Regions from separate parts of the Homo sapiens genome. Here region 2 is linked to region 1. The links are chromatin loops, found by intact Hi-C in ENCODE. Cell type or tissue: dorsolateral prefrontal cortex. All regions are shown on one strand. Links, peaks and the distances in the headings refer to the core of each region. The heading gives the core; the rest is flanking DNA.

Region 1 (10,091 bases), core at 1,229-9,228:
ACGCAAATCTGCCTGTGAGGACAGGCTGGGAGTGACCCTAACACAGCACTGTTGTCTGAGGGCATTCCCCGAGCAGCCCATGCTGAGGCTGCTCTTGCATGGGGGCTGAGACTGTCCTGGAATGGGGGATTCCCTGAGGGAGCAGGACCTGCATCTGTCACACTCTGTCAGCCTGAGCCGTGTGCCTCTCCCTGGGCCTTGGGTAGCTAAGACGGCAATGGACACCACAAACAGGCCATGCCACAGGGTGACAGTGCCCCAGAGCCACAGAGTTGTCACTGCAGCTGGGTGGAGGGATAGGGTCTGACCCCACTATATCCAAGCCAGATCTTCAGAAACCCTCCAAACCCGTCCTTCCCTTGGGCTCGCTCGTGGTCATACATGCACTAGGCTGCTACCCCTGTTGGATGCTGAGGGCTACCTTAAGCTCCTCCCTGTCCTCAGCCAGAAGTCTAGACAAAGTTGCCGCCTGAGGGAGCCCAGCCTGGCACTTCTCACACCTCCACAGATGCTCGCTTTCTCCAACCCTCCCATCTCTCTCACTGGGTGACGGCAAGTCCCCCGTAGTCTTCCCCCTCACCCTGCTGCCTCTCTTCAGTTCTCTCTCTGTTCAGCAGCCAGAGTGACCTTTCTAGAAGGGAGATCTGATCCTTGGCACTGCCTTGCCCAAAACCTCCTAGAGACTCCCCACTGTGCCTCCCCTCTGACGACAGCCTACAAGGCCCAAAAGGACCCAGAGCCTGCCCATCCTGGTGGGGATGTGATTTGGGTGGGGACATGAGTCCATGCCACCTGTGGGTACAGCAGAGACCTGGGGCAGGAAGTCAAGTAAACATGTCTCAAAGGAATAGCCGTCTCATGGGCTCAGTGGGAACAGAGTTGACAACAGGCCCATGTACCTGAAACCATCAAGTTGGAAGGGAAGCCCCAGTGGAATGCAGGTGCAGGCGACACACAGGCCACAGGAGGCGGAAGATTCTGGAACAAGGACATGGGCTGCAGGGTCAGCAGAAACCTATGACCAGTGAAGGAAGAAGGTGGGCGTTGCAGGATCACAGAGCCCTTACCCAGGACAGCTGCAGTGGTGGGTGTGTGGACCAATGCATGCAAAAAGCCTCACTGAAGGGGACCGAGGAGGGGCCACAGACTGCCAACTGCAAGGGCTGACCTTAAGAGCAGGCTTCCTGGCAATGCATCAGCCACTCAGGGATAACCCTGAGGTCCTAACCACCCCCACTCCCCCACGTTCCTGTCCACTCCTGAGAGCAGCGTGGGGTGGGGCCTTTCTTCAGATGGACTGCGGAGGCTGCCACGTGGCCCTGGGCCTCTCAGCTTCCGAGGGAAGCAGCAACTTGGGAACCTGGCTGGGTCTGAAGATGGTTCCACCCTTAGACTCCGAGGGTGGGGGCAGGGTAGGGAGAGAATTGAGGCCCACAGAACTCCTTGGCCAGGGCCTGCCACACATCCTGCTGCTTGGGTGAGGGGCTCCCACAGCAGTTCTTTCTCCTGCCTTGCACTGCAGAAGAGGACTGGTGTTTCCCCTGGGACACCGCCGGGGCTCTGGGCCCCATCTGCACTTCTGTGCTGGCAAATGCAAAAGAATTAGCTCAGCAACTTCCTCCCCTAATCCCCCACCCCCACTCTAAATACCTTGGAATCAAGAGAAAAGCCGAGTGGACGTTTTGAGCCTAATTCTCTTCAGCTGTGAGTGCGTGTGTGCGTGCGTGCTCTCGGGTGCACAGGCTTGCAAGGGAACCTTTTGAACCCCAAAGAGTAAAGCTGGAGGGAGTGCAAGGAACGCTAGCTCAGCCCCTACCATGTACAGATGAGGCAAACCAGACACAAAAGGAGAATGGGACCTGCCCTCTGTCACGTGGGGAGCTCAGGGAGTGGCCACCAGGTGCCCAGGCTCTCTGTCTCACACCCACCCCTGCAGCCTTGAGTCCCAAGAAGGTGACAAGGTGCAGGCGCCAAATTTCAAAGCCTTCCACAACCCACAGAACAATTCAGAAAGGGAGCTGGCCGTGACTGCAGCCCCCTCCCAGAATTCTGCCATGGTGCCCAAGGCCAGCCCTGGGCTCACCTCCCAGCCTGCCTGGCAGCCCCCATCTGCCTCTGGGGCTGGCCTGGAGTCCGCCCAGCCTCACATGCTTCTCTAGCCAATTCCCACGTGTCTCTTGTCGCCCGACGAGACAACAAACCCCTCTCAGTCTCGGCCTGTTTTCCTCTCCACTCTTCCCCCAAAGGACTAGAGGAGGCGGGAGTGGGGGCACACAACAGGTGCGCTGGGCTGGCAGGCGGCGCTGGCTGATTGACGGCACCCCGTGTGTGGCGAGGGGGTGAGGAGCAGAGGACATAGGACACAGAACTGTCCTTCCTGACCACGTCTGGTGAGCTGGTCACAAACAATAGTGACAGGCTCCTTGGCCTGGCAACCCCACTGCTAAGAGTACTCAAGGAGACCTCACACAAGCACACAAGGTGAGGTGCCCATGGAATATCACAGGCGGGGAATTTGTCAGGGAAAAATCCAAGTGCCCAGGAGCTTGGGGTCTGAGGTTCCAGGGTTAGGTAGAGGGTGGAGGCAAGCCCAGAACATGAAAATCTATATAAATGAATCAACTACTTGTAAGATATGTCCCCATCCAGGCCCACAATTAGAACCCACAGTTTTGTTAAGTGTAAGACCAAATAAGCTCAATTTTCATGACTTTACAAATCAGTTTTCAAGATAAAAATCCTAACCAACACCCTTTGTCACTCTTTAGTAGGAGGGTGGACACCATTTTAAGTGAAATTGATTTAGGGAGCTTTTCAGCCTGTGTTCGACATCCTTGGAGAACACAACAACAAAGGCTGGGAGACAGCTCTGTGTCCAAGAGCGAGGACTGAAGGAGTCCACCAGGCTACCTCCTCCATCTGATGCAGCTAACAAAGGCCCAAAGAAAAATGGCCACGTTTCGAAAATCTGTCTTTCCCACCAGAATGTAAACCCCACATGAGTGGGACTTTTATTCTGGTGAAATCTGTGAAATGACTCTGAAGACCTGGGATCCTGCTCCCCTGACCTCCTGGGGAGGTAGAAATGGACATGCAGGGAGGGTGATCAGGGGAGGATTCTGGCCTCCTGAGGAAGGCTGAGGAAGGCCAGAGGAGGCCTGGGGGCCACAGTGAGGCTGGAATTGAGCTGCACCCCAAGCAGCAAAAAGGAGCAGGACAGGGGCCTGAGGCCACCCTCAACTCAACATTCCTGACCCTGTCTTCTCACATAATCTCTCTCGTTTCCTATCTCAATGGCTCCAAGAGGCTGTCAGCATCACCTCCATCCTACAGGCGGGGAAATGAGACTTGCAGGTATCTCTGCATTGCAGAGTCCAGGCCAGGGTCAGGACTCCAGCCCTGCCCTGCTCTTTTTGGTCAGGGGCAGAGAATAATAGTGGTCACTGAGTGGGAGTTGTGATCCTTTGGATGTCAAGAGAGAGGCTGGGCACAGAGGAAGCAGGCAGACAGGCAGCTGATAATCTGTCCTGAGGAGGCAGGAAGGTGGGAAAGCCACTTGGGAGCTGAAGTTCCAAGCTCCATTTTCCCCTCAGACTTCACTTCTAAAACACAAGTTCAAAGATAGTAACTATCAAGAATTTCAAGACAGTGACATTATAGCGTGAAACCCTGAGTCTGGGGTGCACCTGAGCACTGGCTCTGAGTGATGGCACTGGTTGCACAGCTGCCTCTCGGACAGGCAGATGACAAAAACTTCCCAGCTAGATAGTGAGGGTGGACTGCGCCCTCTGATCAGACACATGAACTCCCTGGGCCAGTGCGAAGGGACAGGCGCCCAGGGGATGTGTCACTTGTGCCCAGATTGCCTGTGGGCTGAGCAGGAGGCAGGGAGTGGACTCATCTGGGCGTCGTTGCTGAAGGCCTGAAAGGAATCACTTGCTGCCTGAAAAAATGACACCATTTTCTCTTTCTCTTCTGGGCTGAAGAACAACAAAACCCCCAACCCGGTCACCCTTGGAGAGAGATTCCTGGCTCTCCCGTAGACGTATATTTTCGGCAGAGGCAGTGAAGATGAATGGCCTCCTTGCGTGCCTTGGTGGGGGGACGGCTGGCTCGCTTGGCTGGCTCCAGCCTCCCCCTTCCTCCTGTGTTTGAGGTCAACCCTGGGTTGGGGTTGTAACAACTTTCGAGAACATACCCAGAGTCCTGCATTCCAACACTGTTTTTGCAGTCCACATGGAAGGGCCAAACGGCCCCCAGCCTTGCCAGGGAAGCCTCAGGGTGTGAACTTCTAGAGGGGGCTTTTGTGACCCAGGCTTTTGTCCCCGGAGTTTATGGCAATGCTTGGCATTCAGAAGGCGCGCGCCAGCGGCGCGGAGGGGACGGACAAGGGGAGGGGCCGGCAGACGCGGTCAAGTGTCACGCCCGGATGGGGGATGGGAGGTGGGCAGGGCGGGCCCGGCCGGGCGCTGGCAGGCGCGGGGCGCCCTCGGCGCTGCCCTTTGCCAGGTGGGTGGCCTGGCATGTCCCGGCCACCCCTGCCACTCACCCCCTGAGGTCCCAAGTCCTCAGGGGTGAGCGGCAGACACGGGTGTTCCAGGCACAGCAGTGGGGGCTTCAGAACATCCCGATCCCCTGCATGGACCCGCTGGGAGGGGGGAAAACGCCTCCCGCACCCGGTGCCACGGCGGTGGAGACCTTGCCCGGGTTCGAGGGTCGCTGCAGCGGCGCCGGCGGAGGGGCTGGTCTCGGGCGTGGCCTGGACGCCCACAGGCCTCCACACCGAGGGCCCACAGCAGTGTCGGGGTGCGGCCGCTGTCCTCACGCGGTCACCCCGGGGTGGTGAACACATCACGCAGAGAACTGGCCCGTGTCTCCAGCTCACCCCGGCGATGCCAACGCTGAGGCTGGCGCTGGCCCCGGCCCCCGGTGGTGCTCAGGGACGACGGGTGGGGGCAGGGAGGGCGGCGGCTCGCGCCACCTCACACCCAGCCAGTGCCTCATGCGGCGCTGGACCCGCTGGGCCAATCTGAGCCCGGGTGGCATCAAAACGAGACTCTTTCGGCCAATGACAGGACACGGCACATCACTTTCCGCACCCAGCCAATCCGTGCAGCAGCCCGCCGCAAGCCTTCCCCTGCTGCCGCCCAATCAGCAGGTGGGGGGCGGTCGCCACGTCGGCAGCGGCGGGGGCAGTCGGAGCGCTGCCGCAGTCTCCAGGCAGAACGGTCGCCGCGTCGCCTCAGCACGGACCTCCAGGGAGCTCCTCAGCAAGATCCTGCCAGGGCGCCCCTCAGCGCGATTCTGCCGGGGTGCCTCTCAGCGTGGTCCTCCCCGGGGCTCCTCAGCACGATTCTCCCGGTGCGCCCCTCAGCGCGGTCCTCCTCGGTGCGTCAGTCATCGTGGTTCTCCCCGGCGCGCCCCTCGGCGCGGTTCTCCTCGGGGCTCCTCAGCGCGGCGCTCTTCTGGGGGCTCCTCGGCGCAGTTCTCCCCGGGGACTCCTCGGCGCCGTTCTCCTCGGGGCACCCGGGGCTTTTCGGCGCGGTTCTCCCCGGGGGTTCTTCGGCGCGGTTGTCCCCGGGGGTTCTTCGGCGCGGTTCTCTCCGGGGGCCTCTCGCCGCGGTTCTGTTCTCCCCGGGGGCTCCTCAGCATGGTTCTCCTCCGCGCGGTCCTCCCTGGGCCTCCTCAGCGCGGCACTCTCCTGGGGGCTCCTCAGCGCGGCACTCTCCCCGGGGGCTCCTCAGCGCGGCACTCTCCCGGCGGCTCCTCAGTGCGGTTCTCCCAGACTCTCCTCAGCGCGGCCCTCCCCATCTCTCTGGGAGGGTTTGAACACGGTCAGCACGGACCTGGGCGGACGGCGCGGGACGGGTGATCACTGGCGTTGCTGAGGTGAGCTGTGTGCCCCGCGGCCGTCCCAGATCACAGGCGTCAGCAGTGCAGCCTGGCCTGGGCAGTGCGCTCCCATCTGCACCTTATGGACAGCGTGGCCAGGGTCGAGGTCCGAGTTCCTGGCCGCGTCCCAAGGATCGGATTCCGGGTCTATAGTTCTCATGGTGGTTCAGAGTGGGCTGAATTGGGATTGGAGTCTGGAATCCGCATCGTGGTTCTGAGTCCGCGCTATTGGGATGGAAGTTGGGAATCCATGTTGTGGTTTTGAGTCAAAGCCCGAATTGGGACCGGAGTCGGAAATCCACTTAGTGGTTCTGAGTCAGGGCCCGAATTAGGATCGGAGGTGGGAATCCCCGTTGTGGTTCTGAGTTAGGTATCCTAGTTGGGATCAGAATTCGGGTCTAGGGTCCACATCCTGGCTGGGAGTTTGCCTGAGTTGGGATCTGAGTAGTTGGGGTCCCAGTCAGTCCGGGTCTGGAGTCCGCATGGTGGTTTTAGGTAGGGCCTCATTAGGGACAGAGGATCGGGAGTCTGAGTTGGGGACCTGAATCCCGGTCTGGAGTCTGCATCATGGCTCTGAGTTGAGATCCAAGGGAGGTCCGAGTTGGCGACTGGAGTCAGGGTCTGGAGTCTGTCTTTGGGTAGAGGTTCTGAATGGGGGGCTCTGAGTTAAGAGATTGGGATTGGGGTTAGAGGTCTCAGTGGGGTATGGGAGTCAGGAATTGAAGTCGAAGTTCTGCCTCTAGGTGGGGATTCTGAGTCAGGAATTAGGGGGCGAAGTAAAGGTTGCAGTCTGAGTTGGGGGTGGTGATCACCTGCCAGGTGAGAGGTAGTGGTAGAAGTCTCTTGGTCATATTGGAGATGAGAGTTGATCAGATGCAGGTCTCAGTCTGGGTAGTAGGCTTGAAGGGCCACCACTATGTTCAGATCCCAGTACCCCACTGTGGTCCCTGAGCAGGTCAAATAGCCTTTTATATAAAATTGAGAGTAAGAGTGCCTTCCCACAGCACTGTTCTGGTTATGAAAGAGAATAATTCATCCAGGTAGAATAGTTCTGTCTTAGATTATCACAAAGTATAAAAACTTTCCTGATAATATCCACATTTGATGTGCATTTACCAGTTCTTTCTTTACTGTGGTGCCCCTTTTGCTAGACCAAAAGCTCCCAACGAGGAACTCTGTTTTGTTTTCTGCTGCCTGCTCTGTACCCAGCCAAGAGCCTGATACACAGCCTTACTCAGTCAGTACTTGAAGGAAAGCAGGCAGGCAGGATTAACCAGATTTCTATGGTGTCTCAAATGATCCATTTCTGCACCTGTTTTCCAGATACTCAGTAGGAGAAAAATTTAAGGATTGAGTTGCTTGATTATGGGTGTATTTTAATGTGTTTCCTAACATGCTGAGGAGAAAAGTGGGTCTGTTTCAGGATTTATGCTCCAGCTAGAGGGATTTTTTAAAATTGCGAATCAGAGCATGTCCAAATTCAGATAGAAAGCACAAGAAAACTATAAAGAATTTCCCTTATGAATGTAGATGCAGAAGTTCCTTGTACAATGCTAGCTAACTGAATCCAATAATATGTATTAAACAACAATTCTTAAACAAGTGGGATTGCTCTTAGGAATGCAAAGATGATCCAATATCAGAAACTTTATCCATGTAATTCACATTAAGAGGCTACAGGAGAAAAACCATATGGTTCCCTCAATAGAGGCAGAAAAAAATGATGTGATAAAGTTTAACGCCTATGTGTGATTTTGGGGTAGTGGAGTACACCACTTAGCAAGCCAGGACTAGAGAGGAACTTCTTCAACTTGATACAAGTTATAAACCAAAACTTAACTTTTCAGTAAACTTGATAGAGAAATTAAAAGTGTATCATTCTCTTTAAGATAAGGAGTAGGCCAAGGATGTCATCCTGGCCATACCCTAATACAAGAAAAAGAAATGGGGATGTGAGGATCAGGTAGGAAGTGATAAAACTTAGTGTAGCTCATAGGGTTGATGGTCTCCATAAAGATTCTCAAACATTTTGGTGTTACGACTTGTTGTATTCTTAAAAGTTATTGAAACCCCCAAAGGGCTTTTCTTGATAGAGATTCTATCTGTTGATAGTTACCATCTTAGAAGTTAAAACTAAGAAATGTTTAAAGCAGAACTATACAAGCACATATTCCACTGGGGTCATGGTGTGCTGCCTCTGGAAAACTCTTTATCTTTGTGAGAATGAAAGAAAAGGCAAATAATGTCGAGTATTATTATGAAAATGTTTTTGACCTTTCCTGAAAGGGTCTGGGGGGCTCTCTGGAATCCCCAGACTACACTTTGAAAATTACTGGGCTACATGGAAAAAAAAAATTAAGGAACTTAACAACTAAAGAGAGATTTCAGATTTCAGAGAGGTTTTGGATATAAGATCAGTGTACTCAAAACAAAAAACAAAAACAAACCACATTTCTTTATGCCAATAGCAACTGACTAAAAAAAAGCATAATAGAGATTAGGACAGCAATCAGAATAGCAGCAAAATTTATACCAGTCTAGGAATTAACAAAGACGACGACTTTTATGGAAAAAATTTTAAAACTCTATTGGAGGATATAGAGGGAGATCTTTCCATATGCAGAGACATTTTATTTTCTTGAACAGGGCAACTTGGCATTAGAATGACGTCAGGATTTTCCAAATCTGTTAAGTTCAACAGGACTCCACTCAAACTTCCAGTTGGAGGGCTTGAGTAATTTAACAAACATATTCTAAAATGTATGTGGAAGAAAAATATTTGTAAATGCCAACTGAACTTTTGAAAAGGAGAGCAGAGGACTTCTGCTGGCAGATACCAGGGCACACGCCAACTTCAGCAATCAGAGCGGTGTGGTGACAGAGGCCCAGAAGAGAGCTCAGAGGTAACTCCAAGTCTAGAGGAAGGGGACATGTGATAAAGGTGGCACCACATATCAGTGGGGACTGTTCAGAAGATGATGTTGGAAAGCCAGCCCTAAAATGGAGGAATAGGAATATGGATTCCTAACTGAGCCCCTAGGAAAAGTAGACTCCAAATGGACTAAATATTTGAAAGCAAAAGGTAGTTGCCATTTGTTTAATAGGAGAAAAAATGAATAATCTCCAGGGCCAGGGTGGCCGTGGGGTTCTTAAACAGGATCCAGAAAGCACAAACCTCAAGACTAAAATGTATGAACTTGAATGCATTAATGATTATGGATTAAGGATTTCTGTTAAATAAATCCATCATGGCAAGGGTCAAGACTGTTTTCATAATAATACTAAGGAAACAATTTGCGTTTTTCACTTTTACACTCATGAATGTAACTTTGCCATGACTCATTACAAGATATTTGAAACAATTAAAGCTGAGGAGGGAACAACAGCTAAAATATACCAGAAAGCACCACAAATCATTAAGAAAAAGGTAGGAAGATTGCCAGTTTGCAGGAGGGTTAACAAACAGATGAAAATTTGCCCAAGCTAATCAGTTATCAGAGAAATGTAAATGAAAGCAACAGCTATTCTTCATAGGAGAAGCATTAGAAAGTAGGATAAGGCCAAGTGTTGGCAGAAGGCAAGGAACAAGCCTCCCTGTGTGCTGCAGGTGGGGACGGAGACAGGCACAGACGTTCTGAAGAGCTGGCCAACACTTCTTCCTCAAATAAAATATTTTATACCTGTGGCCCAGCAGTTTCCCTCCTAAGTAAACATGCTGGAGCAGTTCTCACCCAGAACAACGAGAGGCTGTGTGTGTGCATGCTCAGGGCAGCATGGCCCATAGGGGTGGGCAGTTGGAGCTGGTCACTGTGGTTAGGAGCAGGGGACTAGATGTACACTTCACAAGATAGAGACGCGTGGAAACACAGTGCTGAGTGACACAAATGCCAAACAGAAAGAGGGCCTCAGTACATGACTGTGTATTTAAATTAAAATTACACACCACCCAGACACGCAGTACTAGGGAGTGCTCGTGAGTGCACACACACACACACAATGATATAAATAAATTACCCTGGAGAAGCTGTTTGTGTAGGGAGGAGAGCAAGGATAGAGGCTAGAGATGAAGTGGAAAAGCATGGAGAGGAAGAGAGCGGTGACTTTATGCAGACCCTTACAGGGTGACAGTGTTTCATAGGCTGAGGGCTGTGATCAACTCTGTGCAGAGTCCCAAAAGCCAAGAACCAACGAATGAATGT
Region 2 (10,091 bases), core at 1,053-9,052, 100 kb before region 1:
AGTATCACAAACCTGGACCAATGCCACGGTAACAACAACCCATAAATGAACACGTGCTGCACCAGGAGGCTGCGGGGGCGGGGTTGCAGCGTCGCTGGCTACCACACAAAGCTGAGAGAAGACCGCAAAAACCCACGATGAGTCCAGCGTCCCACATTTTATTTTCCTTAACCTGAAAGTGACATTTAGAAATGAATTTCTCTTTTGGTGAAGAAACATTTATCTGAATTCAGCAATTCCTTCTGTTTTACTTTGGTTTCTTCTTAAAAAAAGAAAAAAATCAACAATTCAAAAGCTGCAGGCATCCCTTGATTCCATATTTATATTTGCTTCTGATGGTGTGTCTGTCTGTCTGCCCACTCATTCATCTACTCACTCACACATCCATTGTCTGGCCACCCACCTACCCACCCACCTACCCACCCCTCCATCCATCCATTCCTCCATTCCTCCATTTATCCATCCCTCCTTCCCTCCCTCCCTCCATCTCTGCATCTATTTCTCTGTCTCTCCATGCATCCATATATCCATCCATCCTTCCATCTGTCCACCCATCTATTCACCCATCTACCCACCCATTGTCCATGTGTTCATCCATCCATCCATTTATCCCTCCCCTAATCCTCCATACAACAATCTGTCCATCCATTAATCTGCCCATGTATCTAACCATCCTTTTTCTATGCAACATACAGAGAAGCGTCTGGAATGCTGCTCTCCTCACACTAAGGATGGGTATTTCTAGGATAACAAGGGGTATCCTAGGGAAAGGGGGCATGGTCATGAAGGTATTTACCTTTCATTTCAGACCTTTCTGTACTGTTGGAATTTTCTAGAAATTCAAATAGAACCAAGATTATCAATCAATCAATCACTCAATCAACCAACCTACCTGAGGACTCCCATTTAAAAAATTAATGATAGTTCTCTGTGGAGATATTATGGTCCTCTTTTGTTTTCTTCTCTGCTCAGTTCTGCATCAGAGCCTATTAATAGCAACTCTGAATGCTATTTTCAAATGCCCCTCCCTCGGAGGTCTTCCCTGACCACCCCTGTTCCTCTCCGGCACAGTGCCCTGCTTTGCTCCTGCACAGTAATTTTCCTGGTCTGTAATTACATGGTATATTTTTGACCGGGGTAGCTCTGTGATGCCAGGACCGAGTTCTAGCCCATCCCCGTAACACCTCCATTATCTTCCACTGGGATATCGCAGGGGCTTGGTGGGTGCTGGGGGAGGGCTGGAAGGCGGGCCAGCCTGGATGGGTTCACCCTCAATGCCCTGGGCAGATGGCATCAGATCTTGGTCTGGTGCTTGGCAGTGGGCAGGGAAAATAAGCCCACAGGGTGCCCAAGTGGTGCCCACAGTGGTGTCCATGAGAGGGGCGGGAAGCAGCCGCCTTCACTTGCCACGTGCCGGGCACTGGGCCAGGTGCTCAGTGGGGAGGGCTCCAGGTACCACCGGCCCTGCCCCCAGAGAGACCGTTCCTGTCTCATCCTTACAGATGTGGAAACCGAGGCTCCAGGAGGCTGTGCAAGGTGCCCAAACTTGGCCTTCTCTACCGCTGCTTCCCTCATGCTGCAGCCAGGGCTTGTCAGGGGCAGCCTCAAGTTGGTGACCGGATTGGGGGCCAGGAGGCATGGTGGGCAGGGAAGGTGGCCACTGGAGTATCGTGATGGGGGAAAGAGGCAGAGAGAGGTCGGAAGAGGCCGGTAGGTGGGAGGAAGTCAGGGAGGAGAGTGCGGGAAAGGCAGGCAGCTCGGGTGGGTGGGGAGGAGGCTGAGGGAAGGGGGGCCCTGGAGGGGGTGGGGGTGCCCCTCGCCCGCCTGTGCCCACCGCCGGCTGTCCTGGCGCGGGTTGCGGAGGCACTGGGCGGGAAGGCCTGGTAGGCTGGGCCCGAGGAGGGCCCGGCCCGGGAGTGTTCCGAGGAGGGATTTATTAGTGAAACAAAAGCATATTTTTCAGCAGGACTGTTTGTTCAGTTACCTCATGACATCGCGCTGGCCCCGGGCCCGGAGTGGGGGGGCGAGGAGGCCCAGTGCAGCGACCGCGGGCGGCACAGTCCCGCTCTCCATGGAGGGTCCCCTCCCGGCCTTATCTGGTCCCGGACATCAAAGCGGGGGCTTTTCATAAGCGAATTAAAATAGCACACAAACAGCACAGGGCTGGGAAGACCCCGGGCCAATTAGCTTCCAGCAGAATAGGAGGCCTTTCAGAGCCGGCCACGTTCGAGGCGTCGCTGCGGCTTGTCAGGCTCGATGAAATATTTTGCCCAAAGCTCATTATAATAATGAACCTGCATTTCTTTCCTCAAGAGAATAATTAGCAGACTTCCAAACGGGCTAAAGCAGCCATTTAAACACTGCCCCTTCATCGTCCCATTTACTTCATTCTGTGACAAGGAAACACTGGCGCCTTCCGAAAGAGCCGAGACTCCCAGCACCCTCCCTGCACGGTCACAGACTGTGGGGCCTGCAGAGAGGGGCTACGCCCCAGCCCCAGGGACCCCGCCCAACCTGTCACCCCTCCCCATGCCCCCGCTGGTGCTGTCCCGGTGGTGCCGTCCCTCTCGGGCTGGCCTGAGAGTGGAGAAGCAGAGGCCTTTGTGTGTCACCGGAGCCAGCACGCAAGCCAGGCTTTTACTGTCTCTGGGGGCACGCTATTCTCTCAGGGCACAAGAGAGGGGCGGGGAGGGGTCAGGTGGGGGCCACCCTCAAGGGAAACCTGAGCCCGAACGTACTCCCGGGCAGTGGTCTGGTACAGCTGAGCCTCTGATGATGCCCACGGAGAGAATGAATGGGGATCCCCCAGGACAGGTGGAAGATGGAGCTGGGGGCTGAGCAGGTTAGAGAAGGGTTACCTGCAGCCTCCTCGGAAAGCAGACACGGCCCAGCTGCTCGGTGGGGAGCACAGACAGGTTACCTGGTGCCTAGCCACTGGCACAACCGGGGTAAGGAAGAGGCAAGCCTGCGTTACACAGCCCAAGGCGGGTCGCCTACCCTCCCACATGGCTGGCACCACAGACAAGGAAGCCAGGCTTCACTGGGCACAGTGGCCCATGTGGCCCCAGGCAGGCTGGGAAGGACAGACAAATTACGGAGGGGCTAGCGTCCTCAGCAGGGAAGTCCCCTTGCTGCCTCCCTGCGTACCTCCCTCCCTTCCTCTCTCCCTCCCCTCTCTTCTTCCTCACTCCACATTGATTGTTTACTCTTTTTCTGTTATGGAGGTAAGAACCACTTACGGGAGAAATTTTGAAAAATATGAAAAAATCTGTTTCAAAAACATATCTCTAAGTCCACCCTCCAGAGACACGTTTCCGGGCATTTTCTGTAAGGTGATGTTTTGGGCACCACCTCCCACCCCAGAAACTGGGACCATGTTTGTCTCCAGTAACCTTGTACATGGGGCATTTTCCTGGGTCACTGAGGGATGACTGAAAGCTGCATAATTGTCCCTAATGTGCATAACAAGAACCAACATCCCGCAAATGCTGCACATGCGGTCTGTTTCCAATTTCTCACTATTATAAATAAGGCTGTGATTAGCTTGTTTGTGCATAACTCTGATTTGTTCTTTAGGGAGAGAATCCTGGAAGGAGGATTATGAGGTCAAGGGGGGAGGAATGTTTTTTAATCCCCGTGATACGTGTCATCAGAGCGATTTCTGGAGCAGGGAACCGGCTCATACTTCCATTTCTCCTCGGCTTCCCCAGCACGGAAGACCACACAATTAGGTTCATTTCTGCATCTTGCGTCTCTTCACTGAAACTCTTAGAGCAAGGGCTAGCACGCTTTTCTCTAAAGGGCCAGAGAGTAAATCGTTCTGGCTTCGTTGGTCACACGATCTCTGTTACAACGACTCAACTCTGCCAAGGTGGTGTAAGGTTAGCCAGGGACGATGTGTCCACCGGTGGGCGTGGCTATGTGCTATTAAAACTTTATTTACAAAAACAGGCAGCGGGGCCAGATGAGGCCCCAAGTCCACCTTACAGGATGAGTGCAGTGAGGACCTTCAGATCCTTTTGTAAATTGTCTTTCTAGTTCTTTGCCTGCTTTCCTACTGCGGGGCGAGTGCTTTTCTCATAGATTTGAGTTTTCACTTGCAAAATGTCGTCCCTCTCCGTCGTCGGCTGCAGTTTTCTCCCCAGCTTGCTGTCTGGTAGCAGCTTTGGGCAGGCAGGGAGGGGCCCTGTGCAGCTGCAGCCTTTGCTCTCCCCAGCCAGGCTGGAGCTGGGGGAAAGGCTCTGTGACCTGGGTCCCCAGCGGCCTGTGAACCACCCCTGCGTCTTCTAGAGACAAAGCCCTTGCTTCCGGCTCTCAGCCTCATCTCCACGTCTGGCTCAGCCTGACCCGCTGACACACCAGAGGGCTTGTCCGGCAGCTGCCCATGGGCAGAAACTCAGGCCCGGGATGGCCAGACACTCTTCCTGGTTTTGTTTTCAAACTGCTTCATTTTTACCCCGGGGGCCTCATTGCCTGTGGAACTCTGCCGTCCCTGTCAGCATTGTATCTGACTGTGGTGCTGCCTCTCCCTGACCACATGTGTTGTCACATGTTCCGGTGACCTGAGCCAGGTGGCCTGGGACAAATCCCAGCTGGCAACTGTGGGCCCGTGCCTCAGTCTCCTCATACACAAAATGGGATGAACAGCAGCATCAGTTTCATGGTGGGGACACATATTTCCAGCAGCTCCAGACGCTGGGTGTGGGCGCAGGGGAAGGCCTTGGTGTCGCCTCCGTCTGCAAGGCTCATCCTGTGCCAAGGGCCAGGAGAGTGTGGAGAATGGTGGCTGCAGCTTCACGCTGGGCAGTGCAACCCCACTCGTTAGCTTTTGCCTTTAGAAATATCAGCTATTTTCACCTCTTTATGCTTCTATATGAGCCCTGGAACCACTCTGTCAAGTTAGAAATTTCAGTGATGCTCTCCACAAACCCACAGACAAAACTGGGGTGACACCCAGCCCTCTGAGGGGAGCAGCCGGCTCTGTTCCGGCCTCCATCCCTCCCTCCCCTCATCTCTCCCAGCACCGTCAATACAGCCTTGTTTCTGCCCAGGGCGGCGGGGTTCTAGTTCACAGATGGGCTTGACCAGGCGGCCTGCATTCAGATCTCAGCTCTACCACTGAGTTGGGTGACTTGGTGGCAGTGGAGTATTTTGTGCCTCAGTTTCCCTTCTGCAAAATGACGTTGCAGGAGGCCTGTGCTTGCTGATGTGCCGAGGCATTTGCAGGGCTCGGTGGAGAGCAGGCACGTGGCATGGGTGGTGTGGGAGCTGGTGCACAGCATGGGTGAACTGCAGTTGTTTCTGGCCCTGTGAATATTGCTGCCTCTGTATCTTCTAATGGGCTACTGGGCGCTGTAGAGAATCCAGTGGGTCCCTGCAGCACTTCCTAAGAAAATGCAGAAGGAGCTCCAGGCTCCTCCCCGTGTGGTTCACCCGCCATCCCGTCCTTTCCCCTCTGCCTTCGACTCCCCGATACCTTCCGCTGCAGTTGGGGCTGCGGCCACATGCTGGCCAAGGCTCTGTGTGAGCCGAGTGGGATCTGCCAGGTGGCTGGAGCAGGTGGCAGAGGCGGCCCCATCCAATGGCTGGTGTGGGGTGTCCTGAGTACCTGAGTGTGCATAAAAGCTGACCCTGGGGTCCATGGGCATAGCAGGGTGGGAGCTGGTGGGCCCGAGGTGGGGATGAGAGGGGAGGAGGGAAGTGGGGAGAGGATCAGGGAGTGCTTCTGAGAGGCCAGGAGAAAGAAGGGCACAGGAGCTCCCTGGCAAGTCTGGGCAGGCCACAGCCCTGGGCATTTGGGGGACAGGCTGGGGGTGGGCAGGCTGGGGCAGGCCGGGACCTGGAGATGGGGCTGCAGACGGTACAGGCCTAGGCTTGTGTCCCCAGTCCTGGCGGGCTCCACTGAAGCCCCATCACCCCCAGCTCTGCCAGTGCCTGCAGGGAGAAAGGGCGAGGTTTGGGAACAACTGGCTCCTGCTCCCCATCACACCACCTGGGTACCCCTAAAGCTCCTGGGAACACAGGTGCATTCTCCAGAGCCCAGAAGGCACCGTGGTCTGGAGGGAATATCATTCTACACACACCATGGGAACTCTGCCACATCCTCCAAGCCCCATCCCCACCTCGCCGAGTCCTGCCACCGTCCAGGCTGACCTGGGCCCCCAGGAAGCCCTTGCTGACTCCGGGGCCCTATTTTTTCCTGACTAGGGGCGAGTCCTTGGGAGGATGCTCCAGACAGTCCCAGGGTCTTCTGGCAAAGCCATGGCAGGTCCTCCAGCAAAGCCAGGGCGGTTCCTGGGTGCCCGTGGGGGGGGGGGCCCGGCTGGGTTTTCTGGGCTACCCTGAGCCCCTTGCTCACTCTGCCCCTCACCATTGACTCCCGTGGCCTTCCGGCTGATGGGCACTCCCATCCTGCCACCTTCCCTTCATGTCACCTCCTGCTCTGAGAGAGTGGCCAGGGCCAGCTCCTCTGGGTGGCGAAGTGGAGCTGAGGGGTTGCCCTGTGGTGGCCAGGGCACTGTCTAGCCCACCTCCCTGGCTGGCCGGTCTGGCCTTTGCAGGTAGCGCTGTAGGGTCTGCTGGGGCTGGGGGCTTCTGGACTCTGAGTGGGGAAATGCTCAGGGAACGTCCAAGGGTGGGTGGCCACTCAGCTTCCCCATTCCGGGACTGTGAGGTGAAGGGCTGGGAGCATGCAGTGGCTTCTCCCCTCTAGCTCGCAGTCTTCAGGAGACAACCCCGCCCTGCAAACGCCTCCTTCCTGGACCCAGCCCCTCTGTTCCCCAGTGAGTGTCATCTAGGGGTTTGACCGGGAGAATGAGCATCTGCTGGGCCTCTTGCCACTAAGCCTTGGGGTCTGGCCCTATACCCTGGGGACCCAGGAGGCACTAGGCTGGCTCCTGAGAGGCAGGGTGGCTGCCAGAGCCACGGTCCCCAGAGAGCAGAACTTTATGAGAGGGCACTGAGCCAAGGCCCCCAGCTCCTGGAGTCTCCAGGGGGCTTAATTAATAGACATTGGGCAGGCCCATGAAGGGCTGCCTGCGCCCGAGGATGGCACATTCCAGGGCAGGCTCCCCGCTGCCTCAGTGGCCCCCTTGGGATGACAGTTAATACTGGTGAGGGCTGGGAGGCTGTGCTGGTGGCCCCAGTGCTGCCGGCTGGCGACAGGGCCGGAGCCAGGGCTAAACCCCTGTCCTGCTGCCCTCAAAGCCAGCTCTGTCACTGTGAGGACAGAGGCGACAGCTCACAGACCAGGTGGGCTTCGCATTGTCAGAAGGCGGGTGTGGCTGAAGCTGGGCACCCTGTGGCCTCCCCCTGCCTGACCCCTGGAAAAGCGGAGTGGAGGGTGGATGGGCCCCAACACCCTCAGCACGTCCTGGGCCGGTGTGAGTCTGGGTGAATGTGCCCACCGCGCCCCGCTCCGCAGCTGGCGAAATCGCCTCCAGCCACAGAGAATACAAAGCTCCCCCAACACCCTACTGGAGGCAAAGACCCCAGACCCTGCTCTGGCTTTTTCTGTGCTTGGGCCTGCCCGGGGCTCCAGCCTTCTGAGGTCTGTGCTGCCAAGAAGAGCAAGGGAGGAGGCAGTGTTAACCCAGGGGCTGCGGGGACACCATCCCTGTCACTGCTGGTCTTCCCTGGCGCAGGCAGTGGGCGTGGCCCTGAGAGGCAAGGACACCCCCGCAACAAGCTCTCCCCTCCCTCACTTCCTGCCCTTCAGCATGCAGTGGGGGCATCTCCCCAGGCTCCAGTGGCCCGACGGAGGACTTGTGTTATGAACTGAACTGTGCCCTCCTAAATTCACATGTTGAAGCCCTAATCCCCAATGTGACTGTGTTTGGAGACGAGGCCTTTAGGAGGTGATAAATATTAAAGGAGACTGTGAAGGCAGGGCCTTGGTCCCATAGGACTCACGTCTTTGCAAGAGAAGGCGGCAGCACCAGGGATGTGTAAGCACAGAGGAAGGGCCCAGCCTATGAGCCAGGAAGAGGGCCCTCACCAGGAGCCGACCCTTCCACAACCTTGCTCTCGGACTTCCAGCCTCCAGAACTGTGAGGAATAAATTTCTCTCACCTAAGTCCCCTGGTCTGAAGCCTTTGCTGCTGAGCCAGCTGATACGACTGGCCAGCAGGAAGCTGGAGAGCTAGAGGGGACTGCAAGGGCAGGTGAGTGCCCGCCCCTACAGGCACAGGGCAGGGTCCGGCACCCCGAGTGGGTCAGAAGCCAGTCCACCTACAGACAGCTCCACGTGACAGCCATGGAGCCCAGTATCCTGTTGGAACTGGGGAGCCTCTAGGGGGCTGGTCTGTGCAAAGAGTGGACCCACTCCAAACCTGACTGCACTCTACCCTTCCACCATCTCTAGTCTGTCTGGGCCACCAGCACCCCAGGAGCCACTGCCTGGCCCTGCCCCAGCCCTGCACCCACCTCCATTGCTTCTGTCACCAGCTCTGGCACCTCCCATTACCAGTGTCCCCACCCTGGGCACACCTGGTCTCCTGCCTCCCCATGCCTTCTGGAACATTCTCTAGAATGGGCTCTGAGACCCTGTCCTCATGAGTGCCTGCCAGCCACACCTTCTCCTCCTGCCCCAGCGCCATCCTGTTCTCTGCTCTTACCATAGCTGAATTCTCCCATAACTTGGGGAATGGTGACGGCAGATGGTCACTGAGTGGACAGCACCTGCTCTTCTCCGTGCTCAATGGGGATCTCCTGAACCCCCGCAAGCATGTCCCCATTTTAGGGTTGAAGAAACTGAGTCACAGAGAGGCTATGTGTGGTGCCCAGATTTACACAATGATAAGCTGGGCGTTGGACCTTGGCATCAAAACCCTTTCCACTTCAAGCTTGGAACCTTCACGGCCACAGCTGCTCTGGCCCCCGGTTCTGTAAACGCCACCTCAATCCTGTGCGGGACCCAGGCCCCTTCCCCCACTCCCTGGGCCCTACACAGCCTCAGAGCAGGCAAAGTGGGGAGGGCTGCAGCTGGGAGTACCCAGGTTTGGGCCGAGGTGAGGCAAGTGGGGTGGGGAAGAAAGAGGCTACAAAGCTGGCAGGGGCTGGGAGTGGTTCCAAGGACAGCCCAGGGGTCTGGGCTCAGCTGCCTGCACTGAGGCGCTGGAAACCTCCTCTATAGCCTCTGCCCAGTAGGAAGCAGGAACGGCTGTCAGCCCCCTCTTTGCAGGGTTACCCTGCTGGGGGAGGCCTCTGTCCCTCCCACACCCTCAGGCCACTGGGATGGAGCAGGAAGTGGCTTTATTCCCTTCTTGAAGGTGGCGGGAAAGGATCCCAGATCTGTGACCTCCTGGCCTTTTGGGTGGGGCTGTGGGCTCTGGAGACAGGGCAGGGTCAGAGCCCTGGGAACTGTGGACGTCTGCATCTGCTCACAGCCCCCAGGTCCCAGCAGCCTTATCGGAGCCCTTGGCTGGGAGCCTGGAGACCTGAGGGTGGCTGAGCCGGCACCATGCTTCTACCCCACCCTTAGGCAGCTACCCAGGCCTCTCCGGACCTCAGTTCTGCATCTTCAAAATGGGGTCGCCCAGGTAGACATGAGGACTGACGGGCAGGCGTGGGACACTTGGAGCTCAGGAGGGCAGGCACCGAAAACACACACCCTCTGTGCTGTGACTGGAACCCCCCATGCAGCCTGCCGACTCATTTCCACTCTGTACAACTCTACTGAGAAGCTCCTCTAAATGTTCCCGATTCCAACCCAGAAATTCTGCTCCTGGCAAATCAAACACAAGGGAAAAATGCAGAGGAGGGTATTTGCTGTAACAGGATGGAGAACGGTGACTACCTGCAGACAGCACAGATGCTGCTCCCTGGACACCGAGTGCACGAGCCCCTTGGAACTTCCCTTTGGCTGTCTTGGATACAACATATACACACCACACTCACACACACAAACACCACACACACGATACATGCAGACACAACACACACCACACTCACACGTAGAAGACACACCACATACAACAAAACACACACACTGCCCTCACATACAAACACACCACACCACACATGCCAACACACACTGTGTCCAGGCATGCAAGCATGCTACACACCACACCACACACACACACACACACACA

What was found. Hi-C counts contacts between places; a loop is a spot of excess contacts. Peaks named below come from ENCODE experiments on the same cell type or tissue, not always from the same donor. Only the 100,000 strongest peaks of a DNase experiment are listed, where the experiment ranks them.
Region 2: it touches region 1 in a loop (2.0-fold over the local background); 2 of 110 quality-filtered maps call a loop at or near these places.

What each region holds. Positions count from the first base shown.
Region 1 is chr11:2,695,126-2,705,216 of GRCh38, reverse strand. All of the region lies in intron 11 of KCNQ1 (potassium voltage-gated channel subfamily Q member 1), which reads right to left. It overlaps KCNQ1OT1 (KCNQ1 opposite strand/antisense transcript 1), which reads left to right and starts at 5,223. Exons shown (of 1, transcript NR_002728.4): 1 at 5,223-10,091. RefSeq lists silencers at 4,740-4,809, 4,820-5,089 and an enhancer at 3,783-5,022. In dorsolateral prefrontal cortex, for the core only: no CTCF peak of the experiment used is centred there; DNase peaks (open chromatin) are centred at 2,233, 4,376 and 5,106; H3K4me3 peaks cover 3,933 bases; H3K27ac peaks cover 2,072 bases.
Region 2 is chr11:2,799,381-2,809,471 of GRCh38, reverse strand. The region is part of intron 15 of KCNQ1 (potassium voltage-gated channel subfamily Q member 1); the gene reads right to left. LOC124902614 (a long non-coding RNA gene) reads left to right here and starts at 9,348. Exons shown (of 3, transcript XR_007062554.1): 1 at 9,348-10,091. RefSeq lists enhancers at 3,934-4,433, 8,733-9,670. In dorsolateral prefrontal cortex, for the core only: no CTCF peak of the experiment used is centred there; DNase peaks (open chromatin) are centred at 2,011 and 4,271; H3K4me3 peaks cover 852 bases; H3K27ac peaks cover 866 bases; H3K27me3 peaks cover 307 bases.